Regions from separate parts of the Homo sapiens genome. Here region 2 is linked to region 1. Evidence: read pairs that join two places in POLR2A ChIA-PET (ENCODE). Cell type or tissue: GM12878. All regions are shown on one strand. Links, peaks and the distances in the headings refer to the core of each region. The heading gives the core; the rest is flanking DNA. Region 1 overlaps TTC9C (tetratricopeptide repeat domain 9C). Region 2 overlaps PLCB3 (phospholipase C beta 3).

Region 1 (4,385 bases), core at 282-4,281:
CAGCTCAAGACAGTACTGAACAGGGTGGTAACAACATTCAGTCAACAAATGCTAAAGTGTCTCCCATATGCCAGACACTCTTCTACACACTGGGGATGCAGCAGTGAATAAAAGCTTCACATATCGGCCAGGTGCAGTGGCTCATGCCTGTAATCCCAGCACTTTGGGAGGCCGAGACGGGTGGATCACCTGAGGTCGGGAGTTCGAGATCAGCCTGACAACATGGAGAAACCCCGTCTCTACTGAAAATAAAAATTAGCCAGGTGTGGTGGCGCATGCCTGTAATCCCAGCTACTCGGGAGGGTGAGGCAAGAGAATCGCTTGGACCTGGGAGACGGAGGTTTCGGTGAGCCGAGATCGTGCCATTGCACTCTAGCCTGGGGAACAAGAGTGAAACTTTGTCTCAAAACAAAACAAAAAATTCATATATCTTGTAATCTACTTCAATATTTACTGATTTTCTGCTACATATTTAGTAGCCAGTTAGGCTTGGCTATAAAGCTGGTAAGAACATACTTTAAAATTTATTTAAAACTCGGCTGAGCATGGTGGCTCATGCTGTAATCCTAGCACTTTGGGAGGCTGAGGTAGGAGATTTGCTTGAGCCCAGGAGTTCAAGACCAGCCTGGGCAACATAGTGAGACCCTCCCCTGTCCCTTTTTTTTGGCAGAGTATTCACTGCAGTGTTATAAGAAGTGTATTCCGAATAACAAATGTATTCTTTTTTTATTATTTTTTTAAGACAGAGTCTCACTCATCAGCTAGGCTGGAGTGCAGTGGCATGATCTTGGCTCACTGCAACCTCCAGGTTCAACCAATTCTTCTGCCTCAGCCTCCCGAGTAGCTGGGATTACCCATGTCCAGCTAATTTTTGTGTTTTCAGTAGAGATGGGGTTTCACCATGTTGGCCAGGCTGTTCTCAAACTCCTGACCTCAAGTGATCTGTCCACCTTGGCCTCCCAAAGTACTGGGATTATAGGCATGAGCCACTATGCCCAGGTGAGACCCTATTTTTTTTTTTGAGATGGAGTCTCGCTCTGTCGCCCAGGCTGGAGTGCAATGGCGCGATCTCAGCTCACGGCAACCTCCGCCTCCTGGGTTCAAGTGATTCTCCTGCCTCAGCTTCCCGAGTAGCTGGGATTACAGGCACACATCACCATGCCCGGCTAATTTTTGTATTTTTGTAGAGATGGGTTTTCGCCATGTTGGCCAGGCTTGTCTTGAACTCCTGACCTCAGGTGATTCGCTGGCCTCAGCCTCCCAATGTACTGGGATTATAGACGTGAACCACCCTGCCCAGCCCCCTCATTATTATTATTATTTTTTGAGATGGAGGTCTCGCTCTGTCGTGCAGGCTGGAGTGCAGTAGCGTGATCTTGGCTCATCGCAACCTCTGCCTCCCAGGTTCAAGTGATTCTTCTGCCTCAGCCTCCTGAGTAACTGGGATTATAGGCGCTCACCACCATGCCTGGCTAATTTTTGTATTTTTAGTACAGACGGGGTTTCACCATGTTGGTCAAGCTGGTCTCGAACTCCTGACCTTGTGATCCACCTGCCTCTGCCTCCCAAAGTGCTGGGATTACAGGCGTGAGTCACTGTGCCCGGCCCCATTAATTTTTTATATAAAATTAGATATGCAGTGAGCCGAGATTGTACCACTGCACTCCAGCCTGGGTTATGGAGCAAGACTCCATCTTAAAAAAAAAAAATTAGATAAATTACAATTTTTTAAAAAACAAACTAACCTTCATTGTATCTCTTCTACCTGAGGCTCTATGTCCTGAATCCCCCATTTCACCACAGTTCTTGTACTGCAGCTTTGTTAATAATGGTTGCCATTAATTGTCAGGAAATGGCAAGCGCTGTGCTATGTGCTTGATATACACTGTCTTGTTTAATCTTCGCATCTACACTATTAAATAGGTGTTACTATCTTCATTTAGTGGATGAAGAAATCAAGACTCAGACAAATAACTTGTCTAAGATCTTACAGGTTCTAGGTGGAATATGAAATTTGAATGAAGTGTTGTCTAACTCCAAAATCATCATTCTCAGTAACAATACAGCATATAACTTCACTATTCTCTTGGATGACTTAATGGGACCTTGAAATACAAACCTGCAGAGGAGTCAATTCAGGCAATTCAGGTCAATGTTCTGCCTTTTTATGATTAAGAAGGGAAACACTCCCTATTTCACAACTGTGGGAATTAAACATAGTATTATTAAATCATGGTGCTGAGAAAGATCAAGAATCAGCAGTGATGAGCACATTAAAGGGCCTGTGCTGATGTCTGTATCCCTTCTACAACATCCCCACCAAGTGGTCAAAAAAAAAAAAAAAAAGTGGAGGAATACAGAAGAAACAAGTAAATGAATTTTTTGTTTGTTTGTTTTTAGACAGAGTCTCCCTCTGTTGCCCAGGCTGGAGTGCACTGGTACGATCTTGGCTGACTGCAACCTCCACATCCCAGGTTCAAGCGATTCTCTTGCCTCAGCTTCCCAAGTAGCTGGGACTACAGGCACCTGCCACCACACCCAGCTAATTTTTAAAATATTTTTAATAGAGATGGAGTTTCACCATATCAGCCAGGATGGTCTCCATCTCCTGACCTCGTGATCTGCCTGTCATGGGCTCCCAAAGGGCTGGGATTACAGGCGTGAGCCACCGCACCTGGCCCAAGTAAATTAATTTTTTTTTTTTTTGAGACGGAGTTTTGCTCTTGTTGCCCAGGCTGGAGTGTGCAATGGCGCGATCTTGGTTCACCACAACCTCCGCCTCCCAGGTTCAAGCAATTCTCCTGCCTCAGCCTCCCTAGTAGATGCGATTACAGGCATGCACCACCACGCCTGGCTAATTTTTTTGTATTTTTAGTGCAGATGGGTTTCTCCATGTTGGTCAGGCTGGTCTTGAACTCCTGACCTCAGGTGATCCGCCCACCTCGGCCTCCCAAAGTGCTGGGATTACAGACATGAGCCACCATGCCCGGCCCAAGTAAATTAATTTTTAAAAGTGCTTTAAGAGGCTGGACGCAGTGGCTCACGCCTGTAATGCCAGCACTTTGGGAGGCTGAGGCAGGCAGATCATGAGGTCAGGAGATCGAGACCATCCTGGCTAACACGGTAAAACCCCGTCTCTACTAAAAATACAAAAAATTAGCCAGGCGTGGTGGCGGGCGCCTGTAGTCCCAGCTACTCGGGAGACTGAGGCAGGGGAATGGTGTGAACCCAGGAGGCAGAGCTTGCAGTGAGCCAGAATTGCGCCACTGACGCCAGCCTGGGCGACAGAGTGAGACTTGGTCTCAAAAAAAAAAAAAAAAAAAAAAAAAGTGCTGACCAGGCGCGGTGGCTCACACCTGTAATCCCAGCACTTTGGGAGGCCAAGGCGGGAGGATCACTAGGTCAGGAGATGGAGACCATCCTGGCTAACAAGGTGAGACCCCGTCTCTACTAAAAATACAAAAAAAAAATTAGCTGGGCGTGGTGGTGGGCGCCTGTAGTCCCAGCTATTCGGGAGGTTGGGGCAGAACGGCATGAACCTGGGAGGCAGAGCTTGCGGTGAGATCACGCCACTGCACTCCAGCCTGGGCGACAGAGCAAGACTCTGTCTCAAAAAAAAAAAAAGTGCTTTAAGAAAAATAAAACTATGTCGGGACAGAGAATGAATGAAGTCAGAGTGCTGTTTGCTTCTGGAAGGCTTTTTGGTGGGAGGAATCGGGGGACAGAGTCTTACTTGCTCTGTCACCCAGGCTGGAGGGCAGTGGCCCAATCTTGGCTCACTGCAGCCCCGGCCTCCCATGCTCAAGACATTGGCCCACCTCAGTTTCCAGAATAGCTGGGACTACCGGCAAGCACAACCATGCCTGGCTAATTTTTGTATTTTTTGTAGAGACCGGGTTGCGCCACATTTCCCAGGCTGGTCTTGAACTCCTCGGCCTACCAAGGTGTTGGGATTACAGTTGTGAGCCACTGCACCAGCTACAGAAGGCTTCTCTAAGGAAGCAACTTTTGAGTCCAAATCTGGATAAGTGTCATTCAAGGGACAGGGCATTCTAGCTGGAAAGACAGCCTACAAAAGTGTGAAGGTGGAAATGTACTTTGGACATTAAGTGTATAAAAGGGCCAGTTTGGGAAGGGCATGGTGGCTCACACCCATAATCCCAGCACTTTGGGAGGCCGAGGTGGGTGGCTCACCTGAGGTCAGGAGCTCGAGACCAGCCTGGCCAACATGGCAAAACCCCGTCTCTACTAAAAATACCAAAATTAGCCAGGCATGGTGGCAGGTGCCTGTGATCCCAGCTACTTGGAAGGCTGAGGCAGGAGAATCGCTTGAACCTGGAAGGCAAAGGTTGCAGTGAGCTGAGATCACGCCACTGCACTCCAGC
Region 2 (4,385 bases), core at 144-4,143, 1.5 Mb before region 1:
ACCTGCCCCCCATGAAGGAGGTGCTGACCCTCTTCCCAGCACTATATACACACTGCTGGTGGTGCCGACAGTCTTCTCCCCGGGGTCTCACTGATGCGCCCTGGACACCACCCAGCTCAAGCAATTTTCCTGCCTCAGCCTCCCAAGTAGCTGGGATTACAGGCGCCCGCCACCTTGCCCGGCTAATTTATGTATTTTTAGTAGAGATGGGGTTTCACCATGTTGGCCAGGCTGGTCTGGAACCTCCCAACCTCAGGTGACTCGCCCACCTCAGCCTCCCAAAGTGCTGGGATTACAGGCATGAGCCACCTCGCCTGGCCCATATAGGTGTTATAATTATCATTACTTTTACTGAATCATTTGGGAGTAAATTATAGACATCATGACCCTTTACCCATAAATACTTCAGCATATATGGACATTCTCTTCTATAACTCCAATACAATAATTAAATTCAGGAAACAAAACATTAACATATTATCTAATATGTAGTCCATCTTTAAATTTCACTAATTGCTCCAGTAATTGTCTTTATAGCAATGATGTCTTTTTTTTTTTTTTTTTTTTTTGAGATAGTGTCTCCCTTTTTAGCCCACGTTGGAGTGCAATGGTGCAATCTCAGCTCACTGCAACCTCCACCTCCCAGGTTCAAGGGATTCTCATGCCTCAGCCTCCCGAGTAGCTGGGATCACAGGTGTGAGCCACCACGCCCAGCTCAGACTGATTTTTTCTGTACCATTCCTCACAGCTACTCAATGCTCCCCATGACAATGCTCCCCGCTCCTGCACCCCCTGGCCCTGCCCCAGGACCTTTGTACATGCTGTCCCCCTTCCTGAGGTCTCCCTGCCCCACCTCCCTGCCCAGGGTAGACTCCCTATCCTCTGCCAGTTCTGTACCCTAACTCGCACCTCCCAGGCCACATCACCAGCAGAACTGTATGCTTGTTTCCATGCCTGATGACTGAAGAGCCCTCCTCCCACCTTCACTCACACCCACACTGAGCCCCAGGAGGCAGGGGTGATGTCAGTCTTGTTGATGGTCAGACCCAGCCCCCTGGGAGGTAAATAGATGCTACCTCCCCGACCTGCCCACCCTGTGGGCCTGACCTCATCTGTAGTTGGCTTTTTGGGGTCTGTCTGTTCCTCCTCTTCCTCATCTTCCTCCTCATCCTCACGGTCAGCAGGTCCAAGAACATAGGGGCCTCGGTTCAGGCCCTCGTCACCCAGAGACTTCTGAGGCTCCAGGCTGGGCTTCTCAAGCCCTACCTCCTCCCCATTGCTCAGGCCTGGGCAGCTGTCAGAGCTGGGAGACCCTGCAGAGGACAGGGCCACAGGGTGAGGGGTCAGGACCACACAGCTGCTTAGGAAGTCTGGAGGGGTTTTTCCCAGTGTGTGCCGAGGTGACTCAGTGGGGAATTCAAGGGGTACTCTCAGGGCAGTGTGGCTTGGGGAGAGGCCAAGAGGTCGAGGTCAGATGGTATTAACCCAGTATGGGTTGAGAGGGGTCATAGGTCAAAGGTAAAGGTCTGCAGTGATATTCAGCAGGGAGGCAGATAGGGTGGTTCAGTGGGGTGAGAAGTCAGGAAGTAGCATACCACAGCCCTAATAGCGGGGTAAGGGATGACATAGAGAGGTTACAGGTCAGGGGTAAGTCAGAGCCATGTCTAAGGAGGGGGCATAGTGAGGTGAACAGTCAGGGGTGAGAGGTCAGAGGTCAGCTGAAATGATAACCAACTGGGCAGGTGAACTCAATGCGGGCTTAGGGGTCTGAGGTCACACCCAGTGTGGGATGTGGTTTACTGAGGTCAGAGGTCAGCCTTCAGAGCCATCACCGGGTTGTGGGAAGGCTCTGAGAGGTGAGAGGCTGAGGTTGGGAGTCAGGAGTTGGGGTGCAGCTGGGTGAGACGTGCACCTGAGGTCAGGGGTCAGAGGCCCCACACCAGCCGACAGGTGGTGAGGAGACAGGCCGGTTGTGGGAACAGGCGCACAGCGAGGCAGGAGGGTGGGCTGGGGGTCTGGGATGAAGTGTCACGGCGCCTGGAGCATGAGGCCAGAGGCTAGGGTCAAGTCAGGGTGGCGGGCCGGGCTGGGGCCTACCCAGCTGCGGGGAGGAGGGCTCGGTGGCCGCGGAGCTCTCGCTCAGGGCAGAATTGCTCTGCTCCAGGGGCCGCTTGCGCCCGGCGCTGTCTGGGCCACCTGCGCTGGGTCGGTGCCGCTTCTTGTTCTTCACCAGGATACGGCCCATCAGGTCCTGGGGGCTGGGCAGGGGAACGCCTGGGGCCAGCTGGGCAGGCATGGACGAGTCAGGGCCCTGGACCGGGTCCGCAGCACCCTGGCCCCCATGCCACCCCCCTCGCTCCGAGCTCCCGTACCGGGTACTTGTCCAGAGGCTCGATGAGTAGCGCGTCTCCAAAGATGGAGCGGCAGTACTCAGCCATCTTTGCCTGTTGCTTTGCCCTGCGGAACCGAGGTCAGAGGTCAGAGATCCCTCCCCCAGAGAGGAAGCTGAGGTCTACGGGACATGTCAGTGGCCGTTCGCAGGGTTGGAGGTCCCTGAGCAGTCCAACAGCACTGAAGCTGGAAGACTGTCCCCCGGTCCATGGGGTTTCATGCCAGGGGCTCACTCACGAGTCCACATGGTTCTCGAAGGAGAGGATGACGGGGTAGGGCGAGGTCTTGAAGGCAGTCTCGGCAATGGCCTCCAGCACGTCGCGCAGAGGCACCTCTGTGGTCATGGTGAAGCCGTGGGTAATGAAGGGTTCCTCCTCAGGCGGCCGTCCCTTCCACACGTCCAGCTCCACGCAGCGGCAGCCCCATAGTAGTGCCTGGCGGTACATCTCCACCGACGAGGTCCCAGCCAGCTGCCCCGCTGGGGCGGCGAGGCTCTGTCACCGAGGCCGCCCACCAGCCCAGCTCCTCACCACCCCGGCCCCACCTGGAACCAGGACATGCTGGATTTGCAGAGGGCTCTCCATCTCTCAGATGGATACCCACCACCTGTCCATCCCACCAGCGTGAGCTGGGGGGAGTCATCCCTGAGACTCACTATAGCTCCCCACTGCCTCAACAATCCCTCCCTCTCCTCACTCCCTCCACCCACCTCAGCCCTGGCACAGCTCACACCACCTCCTGTGTGGAAGACTCCAGCCCTCCCTGCCTCCAATCCAATCTCTTTTTTTTTTTTTTTTGAGACGGAACCTCGCTCTGTCACCCAGGCTGGAGTGCAGTGGCACAACCTCGGTTCACTGCAACCTCCGCCTCCCTGGTTCAAGCGATTCTCCTGCCTCAGCCTCCCGAGTAGCTGGGATTACAGTTGCCCACCACCATGCCTGGCTAATTTTTGTATTTTTAGTAGAGATGGGGTTTCACCATGTTGGCCAGGCTGGTCTCGAACTCCTGACCTCAGGTGATCCACACGCCTCAGCCTTTCAAAGTTCTGGGATTACAGGTGTGAACCACTGTGCCTGGCCTCAATCCAATCTCTATAGAGCACCTGGCATCATCCTTCTAAAAACATATCATATCAGGTCACATCACCTCTTCTGCTTCACCCTCCAAAAAGCCTCTTCCTCACACCCAGGATGAATCCAAGTGCCTCTAGGCCCCTGGGCTTAGCCCTGCCTTGCTCTCCCTCTCTTAGCAGGCACCTATCTCCAGCACTCTGCACCCTGCCGCACCAGCTTCCTTTCTGCTTTTTTATTATTTATTTAATTTTTTTTTTTAGAAAAGGGTCTCTCACTCTGTCACCCAGGCTGGAGTGCAGTGGTGCAATCACAGCTTACTCCTGCCTCAACCTTCCCAGAACCAAGCGATACTCCCACCTCACCCTCCCAAGCAGCTAGGACCACAGGCATGCGCCACTATGCCCAGCTAATTTTTTAAAAATTATTTGTAGAGATGGGGTCATGCTATGTTGCCCAGACTGGTCTCAAAACGTGGGCTCAAGTAATCTGCCTGCTTCAGCCTCCCAAAGTTCTGGGATTACAGGCATGAGTCACCGCACCCAACCCCCTTCCAGCCTCTTAAAAGCACCCTGCAGGCTGGGCGAGGTGGCTCATGCCTATAATCCCAGCACTTTGGGAGGGCGAGGCAGGCGGATCACCTGAGGTTGAGAGTTTGAGACCAGCCTGACCAACATGGAGAAACCCCATCTCTACTAAAAATACAAAATTAGCCGGGCGTGGTGGCGAATGCCTGTAATCCCAGCTACTTGGGAGGCTGAGGCAGGAGAATCGCTTGAACCTGGGAGGCAGAGGTTGCGCTGAGCCTAGATCGTGCCATTGCACTCCAGCCTGGGCAACAAGAGCGAAACTCTGTCTCAAAAAAAAAAAAAAAAAAAAAAAAGGACCCTGAAGTCTCTCCTGCTGCAGGCCCTAACACAAGCT

The links. ChIA-PET counts read pairs that join two places held together with the same protein. Peaks named below come from ENCODE experiments on the same cell type or tissue, not always from the same donor. Only the 100,000 strongest peaks of a DNase experiment are listed, where the experiment ranks them.
Region 2: POLR2A ChIA-PET joins it to region 1 with 7 read pairs; 3 of 35 experiments call an interaction of 5 or more read pairs at or near these places.

Annotation. Positions count from the first base shown.
Region 1 is chr11:62,730,934-62,735,318 of GRCh38, reverse strand. All of the region lies in intron 1 of TTC9C (tetratricopeptide repeat domain 9C), which reads right to left. Among named protein-coding and RNA genes, the nearest start is that of TTC9C, 4.6 kb to the right of the region's middle. In GM12878, for the core only: a CTCF peak has its summit at 2,303; no DNase peak of the experiment used is centred there.
Region 2 is chr11:64,256,957-64,261,341 of GRCh38, reverse strand. It overlaps PLCB3 (phospholipase C beta 3), which reads right to left. Exons shown (of 31, transcript NM_000932.5): 11 at 2,629-2,869; 12 at 2,373-2,457; 13 at 2,098-2,284; 14 at 1,108-1,313. Among named protein-coding and RNA genes, the nearest start is that of PLCB3, 7.6 kb to the right of the region's middle. RefSeq lists enhancers at 1,301-1,400, 1,441-1,490. In GM12878, for the core only: no CTCF peak of the experiment used is centred there; no DNase peak of the experiment used is centred there; H3K27ac peaks cover 1,005 bases.